Regions from separate parts of the Homo sapiens genome. Here region 2 is linked to region 1. Evidence: chromatin loops called from intact Hi-C (ENCODE). Cell type or tissue: ascending aorta. All regions are shown on one strand. Links, peaks and the distances in the headings refer to the core of each region. The heading gives the core; the rest is flanking DNA. Region 1 has its middle 20 kb from the start of YPEL2. Region 2 overlaps LINC01476 (long intergenic non-protein coding RNA 1476).

Region 1 (4,398 bases), core at 146-4,145:
GAGACCACGGTGAAACCCCGTCTCTACTAAAAATACAAAAAGTTAGCCGGGCTTAGTGGCGGGCGCCTGTAGTCCCAGCTACTCGGGAGGCTGAGGGAGGAGAATGGCATGAACCCGGGAGGCGGAGCTTGCAGTGAGCCGAGATTGCGCCACTGCATTCCAGCCTGGGCGACAGAGCGAGACTCTGTCTCAAAAAAAAAAAAAGAAAAAGAAAAAAATTAGCGGGGCCGGGCACGGTGGCTCACACGTGTGATCCCAGCACTTTGGGAGTCTGAAGCGGGCGGATCACAAGGTCAGGAGATCGAGACCATCCTGGCTAACACGGTGAAACCCTGTCTCTAATAAAAATACAAAAAAATTAGGGGGGCGTGGTGGCGGGCACGTGTAGTCCCAGCTACTTGGGAGGCTGAGGCAGGAGAATGGCGTGAAACCGGGAGGAGGAGACTGCAGTGAGCCCAGATCACGCCACTGTACTCCAGCCTGGGCGACAGAGTGAGACCCTGTCTCAAAAAAAAATAAAAATAAAAATAAATTAGCAGCCGGTGCAGTGCCTCACACTTGTAATCCCAGCACTTTGGGAGGCTGAGGTGGGCGGATCGTTTGAGGCCAGGAGTTCAAGACTAGCCTAGCCAACATGGTAGAGCCCCGTCTCTACTCAAAATACGAAAAAATTAGCTGGGTGTGGTGGCAGGCGCCTGTAATCCTAGTTACTCAGGAGGCTGAGGCAGGAGAATTGCTTGAACCTGGGAGGCGGAGGTTGCAGTGAGCAGACATTGCACCATTGCACTCCAGCCTAGGCAACAAGAGTGAAACTCCAGGCCTGGCATGATGGCTCACGCCTGTAATCCCAGCACTTTGGGAGGCCGAGGTGGGCAGATCACCTGAGGTCAGGAGTTCGAGACCAGCTTGGCCAATATGGAGAAATCCCGTCTCTACTAGAAGTACAAAATTAGCCGGGTGTGGTGGCGCATGCCTGTAATCCCAGCTACTCGGGAAGCTGAGGCAGGAGAATCGCTTGAACCCGGAAAGTGGAGGTTGCAGTGAGCCGAGATTGCGCCATTGCACTCCAGTCTGAGCAACGAGAGCGAAACTCCGTCTCAAACAAAAAAACAAACAAACAAACAAAAACAGCCAAACTCTACCTCAAAAATAAAATAAAATTAAAAAAAAAATTAGCCATGTGTGATGGCAAGTGCCCGTAGCCCCTAGCAACTTGGTAGGCTGAGGAGAGAGGATTCCTTGAGCCTGGAAGTTCAAGGCTGCTATGAACTATGATCATACTACTGCACTCCAGCCCTGTCGACAAAGTGAGGCCCTGACTCAAAAATAAATTGGCCAGCAGTTGCTCATGCCTGTAATCACAGCACTTTGGGAGGCCGAGGCAGGCAGATCACTTGGGTCCAGGAGTTCAAGACCAGCCTGGGCAACATAAGGAGACCCAGTCTCTACAAGAAATAGAAAAATTAGCCCAGCTTGGTGGTGCACACCTGTAGGCCCAGTTACTCAGGAGGCTGAGGTGGGAGGATCGCTTGAGCCTGGGAGATGAAGGCTGCAGTGAGCTATGATGGTGCCACTGCGCTCCAGCCTGGGCAACAGAGGAAGACTCTGTCTCAGGAGAGGCGCCACCTTTACAAATTTATGACCTGCTTTTAGACAAATACGGGGATGGCAGAGAGTTTTCCTTGTATTTGCTTCTTCTCAATTGTCTTCAGCTCAACATAGTTAATATGCTGAAATGGCATATTTTGGTGTGACATATTCTGCTACCCTTCCAGCTGTATTTTTTTTTTTAAGAATTCATCCTTCACAAAATAAGGTCTTTTCCTCCTTCACATTATAATGTATCCCTTTGAACATTATCTGTAACTTTTATAAAGCTGTTAATCACAGAGTTTCTAAACCTCAGCACTATTGACATTTTGGCTCAGATAATTTTTTGTTGTTTGTGTCTTAATCACTGTATGTTTAGCAGGATCTCCGTCTCCACTTGCTAGGTGCCAATAACATCGCTTTCCAAAAGTTGTGGCAACCAAAAATTTCTCCCCATATTGTCAAATGCTCCCTGGGGCTGGCGGGCAAAATTGCCCTTGATTGAGAACCACTGCGTTAAAGGAAAGTCAATGGCATAAAATGAGAGCGTGTAGCTGGCTAGTTATGCCCTTATTTTACCACGAGAGGTCTCCCTAGACCCCATTATAGTTCTAATCTGGACAATACAGGGCTAAGGGCGCCACCAAATAGATTGTTATGACTTGGTGGATGGTGACAGTAGGTTTACACACTAAAGCAGTTGATCAATCTCCCATGCAGAAGAATTCCAAATAAATTATGTAACTACTCTACTGCAAAGGAGGGGACTATAACTCCTCACTCCTTAAGTGTAAGCTCTGCATGGTGACTTCTGTCCAAAGAGTATGACAAGGACTGGGAGGAGTCACTACAGTGGGGGAACCTGACAATCAGCCAGGTGATCCAGGAGAACATCAACACTGATAAATCATATTGATAGTATGTACCCTTGATATGATGTCATGAAAATGGCACTTTACCTCTGTGTCATCCCCCCAAAACACACATGACCCCAGTCTAGTCATGAGAAAAGCATCAGACAAATCTTAATAGAGGGGTGGCCTGCAATATACCTGATGAGAACTTCTCAACACTGTCAAGACCATCAAAACTGGCTGGGCGCAGTGGCTCACGCCTGTAATCCCAGCACTGTGGGAGGCCGAGGCAGATGGATCACCTGAGGTCAGGCATTCAAGACCAGCCTGGCCAACACAGTGAAACCCAATCTTTACTAAAAATACAAAAATTAGCTGGGTGTGGCAGCGAGTGCCTGTGGTCCCAGCTACTCAAGAGGTTGAGGCAGGAGAATCGCTTGAACCCAGGAAGCGGAGGTTGCCTTGAGCTGAGATCATGCGACTGCACTCCAGCCTGGGCGACAGAGCGAGCCTCTGTCTCGGAAAAAAAAAAAAAAAAGAAAAAAGAAAACAGCATCAAAACCAAGGAATGTCTGAGAAACTATGACAACCAAGAGAAGCCCAAGGAGACATGGCAACTAAATGTAAAGTCGTCTCCTGGCTGGGATACTGGAGCAGAAAAAAGGACATCAGGTAAAAACTAAAGAAATCTGCATAATTATAGCAAATGTGCTACACTAATATGCAATATTAATAATACAGGAAACTATGTCAAGGGCAGGGTTATATGAGGACTCTATATGCTGTTCAGCTTTTCAGTAAATCTAAAACCACTCTAAAATTTGTCTATTAATTTTAATTTAATTTTATTTTATTTTGAGACAGATTCTCACTCTGTCACCCAGGCTGGCATGATCTCGGCTCACTGCAACCTCTGCCTCCTGGGTTCAAGCAATTCTCCTGCCTCGGCCTCCTGAGCAGCTAGGATTACAAGTGCCCGCCACCACGCCCGGCTAATTTTTGTATTTTTAGTAGAGATGGGGTTTCACCATGTTGGCCAGGCTGGTTTTGAACTCATGACCTCAGGTGATCTGCCCGCCTCGGCCTCCCAAATTGCTGGGATTACATGCATGAGCCACTGCGCCTGGCCTAAAATGGTCTATTAATTTTAAAAAGCATCTGATCAAGTACTGCCTTGGCAAAATAAGCAAAGAAGCCTTTAAAATGATGAATTTCCTAGAATTCTGTTTTTTTTTTTTTTTGACTTAGTTCTCATTACATCACCCAGGCTCGAGTGCAGTGGCATGATCATAGCTCACTGTAGCCTTGCATTCCTGGGCTCAAGTGATTCTCCCACCTCAGCCTCCCAAATAGCTGGGACTATAGATGTGTGCCACCACGCTTAGCTAATTTTCTTATTTTTATTTTTTGTAGAGATAGGATCTTGCTGTTGCCCAGTCTGGCTTCAAGGGATCCTCCCATCTTGGCGGCCCAAAGTGTTGGGATTACAAGTGTGAACCACCACGCCCGGCCTTAGAATCTTATTGCTGATCTCAAGGGAATAATTTGGTGACTGTCATGTGAAATGCCACCTTCACAAACAAATCCATCTTCTCACTTTATGCAGCAGTATCAGTTAAGAAAAACGAAGATTGACACCAAAGAAAAAAAACTTTGAATAGAATAAAGAAGTCCAACTATTTTTTTTTTTTTTTGAGATGGAATTTCACTCTTCTTGCCCAGGCTGGAGTGCAATGGTGCGATCTCAGCTCACTGAAACCTCTGCCTCCAGGTTCAAGCAATTCTCCTGCCTCAGCCTCCTGAGTAGCTGGGATTACAGGCATGTGCCACCATGCCTGGCTAATTTTGTATTTTTAGTAGAGATGGGGTTTCTCCATGTTGGTCAAGCTAGTCTCGAACTCCCAACCTTGGGCGATCCACCCACGTCAGCCTCCCAAAGTGCTGGGATTACAGG
Region 2 (4,398 bases), core at 79-4,078, 210 kb after region 1:
AGCCCTGATTTTGTAGACTTTCTCAACATTCTGTGATTATTGCATCAGGACGATGAAATATTTCAAAACAACTATTTTATAAAACAATTAAACTTCTGGAAAAATAACCCATGTTTTTCTTCCGTTATGTCACTTCAAATGTTCATTATTGAAAACTTTCTCAGTACTTTTAATGCTTACTAATCAATTATTTTACAATAATTTATTGAGAAAAAATTATTCTAAAGTATTACTCTAAAGCCTTGGGTAAAAAACATATTTGGATATTTGTGACAAGTAAAACAGAAATGCCAGGCTTCAAAACAGATTAGCTTTGGCAAAGAAACATCTTGCTGAATGTAGACATACAGTATCCTCTCTCTATAAGAACAACTTATGTTAGAATCTGTTGTTGCATATAAAAGTCTTATTTGAGTGGAAACTTGTACATCTGTCAAATGAAACTTTGTGGAAAAGATCAATTCATTTTAGGAAAATAAGTAAAATTAATATGCAGAAAAAATAGCTTTAAAAAAGCAGTGTACGTTCATTAGCAATTTGGATTCAGACAATTTGTCAAAGGAAGCTGCTACTTGTATTTATGAAACTGGGGCAAAATGTTGGCAGTCTTGTCGGGTCATTTTACTTGGAATCATGGACGGCTGAAGCAAAACAGGATCTTAGACATCATCTGGGTCAGGGGTACTCTACTTTCGTTACGCATGGGAGGATTACCTGAGAAGCTTTTTTTTTTTTTTTTTTTTTTTTTTTTTGAGACAGAGTCTTGCTCTTGTTGCCCAGGCTGGAGTGCAATGGCATAGTCTCAGCTCACTGCAAACTCCACCTCCGAGATTCAAGCAATTCTCCTGCCTCAGCCTCCTGAGTAGCTGGGATTACAGGCATGTGCCACCACGCCTGGCTAATTTTGTATTTTTAGTAGAGATGGGGTTTCTCCATGTTAGTCAGGCTGGTCTTGAACTCCTAACCTCAGGTGATTCACCCACTTCTGCCTCCCAAAATTCGGGGATTACAGGCGTGAGCCACCGTGCCTGGCTGAGAAGTTTTTTAAAAAGCCTGCACTCAGACCCTGACCCCTTGTTCCCCCTTTGTTCTCCCCAACTCAATTGGTTTGGCTTAGGGCTCAGAATCAGGGTTTTTTTGTTTTTGTTTTTTTAATTGTGGCAAAATATACAAAACATACAATTTACTATATTAATCATTTGTAAGTATACACTTCAGCGTTATTAAGTGCACTTACATTGTTGTGCAACCGTCACCACCACCCATCTCCAGAACTTCCTTCATTTTCCCAAATAGAAACTCCATACCCATTAATCAGTAACTCCCTATTCTCCCCTCCCCATCCCTTGACAGCCACCATTCTACTTCCTGTCTCTATGAATTCGACCGTGCTAGGTAGCGCATATAAATGGAATCATACACTATTTGTCCTTTTGCTTATGCTTATTTCACTTAGCATAATGTCTTCAAGACTCATCCATGTTGTAGTAAGTACCAGAATTTTCTTCCTCTGAAAAGGCAGAATAATATTCCATTGAATAGATAGATATACCACATTTTATTTATCCATTCATCTGTCGATGGACATTTTGATTATTTCCACTTTTTGGCTACAGTGAATAATGCCTCCATGAACATAGATGTCGGTTTGAATCCCTGCTCCCAATTTTTTTGGCCATATACCTAGAAGTGAAATTGCTGGATCATATGATAATCCTGTGTTTAATTTTTTGAGGAACTGACATAGTTTTCCACAGCAGCTTCACATTTTTACATTCCCATCAGCAATGCACAATGATTCCAATTTCTCAGCATCCTCTCCAACTTAAGTGAAATTTTAATCTTTATTTATGTAACCCTTGATAGTAAAAACTTTTCTAACCCTCTTATCTTTAATTATGCTGTATTTCTAAGTTGCATGGTCCTTTTATAGAGAGACAAGGTCTTGCTCGGTCATCCAGGCTGAAGTCCCGTGGTATGATCATAGCTCACTACAGCCTTGAACTCCTGGGTTTAAGAGATCCTTCTGCCTCAGCCTACCAAGTAGCTAGGACTACAGATATGCACCACCATGTCCATCTAATTTTTAAAAAAGAATTTCCTTAGAGGTGGGGTTTTGCTTTGTTGCCCAGGCTGGTCTGAAACTCCCAGCCTCAAGCGATCCTCCCACCTTGGACTCCAGAAGTGCTGGGATTACAGGCATGGGCCTCCGTGCCTGGCCACAAATATTTAAGTTCTTATTCTTCTATCTTCAACAGATACCTTCTTTGATTATAAAAGCAACACAATATATAATTATCAAAAACCTACAAGTCACATAATCTCCATTTTTCCAGGCTTCACCAAGTTGAGAGTACTCATGGGGCCATATTAACAGTAATACCCAAAAGTTGCTGGCTTTTACTCCCAGGCGAATCTTCTTTCCTTCTGCTCTGCCTTGCCACGTTCGGGGAAGTTCCCAGAAAATCTAAGCATGATTTGGGGGAAGAGTCACTGATGTAATTTCCTAGACAGCCACTGGAGGGCAGCAGCTCCCTCTCACCCCCGACCCCAGCCCTGAAGAGGATGCTGCCATCAGGCCCAGAGCATTCCTGAAGCAGCAAACTCTCAGTCATTGCATGGAAACTCTACAGAAACAGGGGGACTATCCCTCTTCCCAACTCTTGGTCACACGTTGTGACCTGGGTTTCGTAAAGTCCTATGTGGAAACAAGCACATGTCAGAGTCCAAGCTTAATAGCGGGTTGAGAATGTGATACACAACAGGATGACCCTGACAGCCTGCAGCTGGCGGCTATCTAGCGTTCCCTCACGCAAGATAAGCAGTTTTCACAGAATAACAACAATAATCAGACAAGGTCCCTCCGTAACCATGGTGGAACAAGACAATAACAAGATTGCAACTTACTCAATCTGAACATGAACACAGACAAAGACATTAAACAATCACGAAAATAACCAAATAGCCACCCTGATGTAGTCACACGAGTGACTCTAGCCTCCCAGGTAAAAATTAAGACACCCAATCATCAGGCCGGGTGCATTGGCTCATGCCTGTAATCCCAGCACTTTGGGAGGCTGAGGCAGGTGGATCACGAGGTCAAGAGATCGAGACCATCCTGGCCAACATGGTGAAACCCTTTCTCTACTAAAAATACAAACTAGCCGGGCGTGGTGGTGTGCACCTGTAGTCCCAGCTACTTGGGAGGTTGAGGCAGGAGAATCACTTGAACCTGGGAGGCAGAGGTTGCAGTGAGCCGAGATCACGCCACTTCACTCCAGCCTGGGCAACAGAGGAAGACTCCATCTCAAAAAAAAAAAAATTGCACTTTGGGGTTTGCAGCAACCTCTTGTTAGTATTTATCCTATCTAGTGGAGAATTTCTCTTTATTTTAACTACTGCCTGAAAGACACTGCTGTGATACATTAATTTTTAATGTAAGTAGGTGCATAGCTATAATGAAAACATCATAATAAATCTTCATACGTGCTGAGAAGATAATCTTGAAATCTATATTATATAAATATCGTCACTTCAATTTATTGTGTACAATTAATGAAGTTTAAAAATATAAGTTCTGAATAAAATTTACAGTATTCTGCTTTTCCTTTAAGAAGAAGGCTGAATTTATCGTGGACTTTTTTGGTATAGCTATTGTAGATAGGAGTTATTGTCAACTTTATGAGTCAGCTAAGTGAGAAACATATTAAATTATTTTTTTATTGACCTGAATTATCTTAATTGGCTCCATCAAACTCACCAAATATTCAACCCTCAAATTGGCTTTCCTATTCAGAAGATGAAAGCAAACACTGAGAGTAGTTTCTGTTAAAAATGCAATTCCATTTAAAATAAAAGCAGCTGTCTGTTAACTACCATGCCATCAAAATTAGGCTATCACTGCATGTAATTACTTTTAAAATGAAAATTAAAGTTTCAATTATTTTCTTTTATTCAGTGAGGTTAAAAGACATTTTCCCTCTCCAATTTTTAATGTATATTATTTAATAACGATAAATAGAAATGCCAAAATTTTTAAAGGATAAAATGAAGAATATTAAGCATCGTTTATTGTTGCCTAATATTAATAAACCTACTGAGCTTAAAATGTATTTGAGTTATTTCAAATGGAATCATTTTTCCTAGACTGTGTGCTCTCTGAGGGTAGGATAGTGTTTTGTTTCTCCACGGTTTCAAGTTTTATCCAGAAAAACAGGGTTGTCGAATATTCTGTATGAATTGTTTTTCGAACTTCAAGAAACTTCTTGTATGGCCACAAAAGTAATATCATCTATACACTTATAAGAAAATATTAATATATTTTAGTGAATTGAGTTGCATGTGTGGAGACAGATACAAACACACAATATTTTAGAAATAAACAAATCCGGCCAGGTG

What was found. Peaks named below come from ENCODE experiments on the same cell type or tissue, not always from the same donor. Only the 100,000 strongest peaks of a DNase experiment are listed, where the experiment ranks them.
Region 2: a loop joins it to region 1, with 10 times the contacts of the local background. A loop is called at or near these places in 36 of 110 quality-filtered maps.

The regions. Positions count from the first base shown.
Region 1 is chr17:59,308,985-59,313,382 of GRCh38, forward strand. No RefSeq gene overlaps it. Among named protein-coding and RNA genes, the nearest start is that of YPEL2, 20 kb to the right of the region's middle. RefSeq lists a silencer at 2,004-2,298 and an enhancer at 2,281-2,350. In ascending aorta, for the core only: a CTCF peak has its summit at 2,187 (motif pointing right); a DNase peak (open chromatin) is centred at 2,132; H3K27ac peaks cover 232 bases.
Region 2 is chr17:59,519,154-59,523,551 of GRCh38, forward strand. All of the region lies in intron 1 of LINC01476 (long intergenic non-protein coding RNA 1476), which reads right to left. Among named protein-coding and RNA genes, the nearest start is that of LINC01476, 5.5 kb to the right of the region's middle. In ascending aorta, for the core only: a CTCF peak has its summit at 2,508 (motif pointing right); a DNase peak (open chromatin) is centred at 2,508.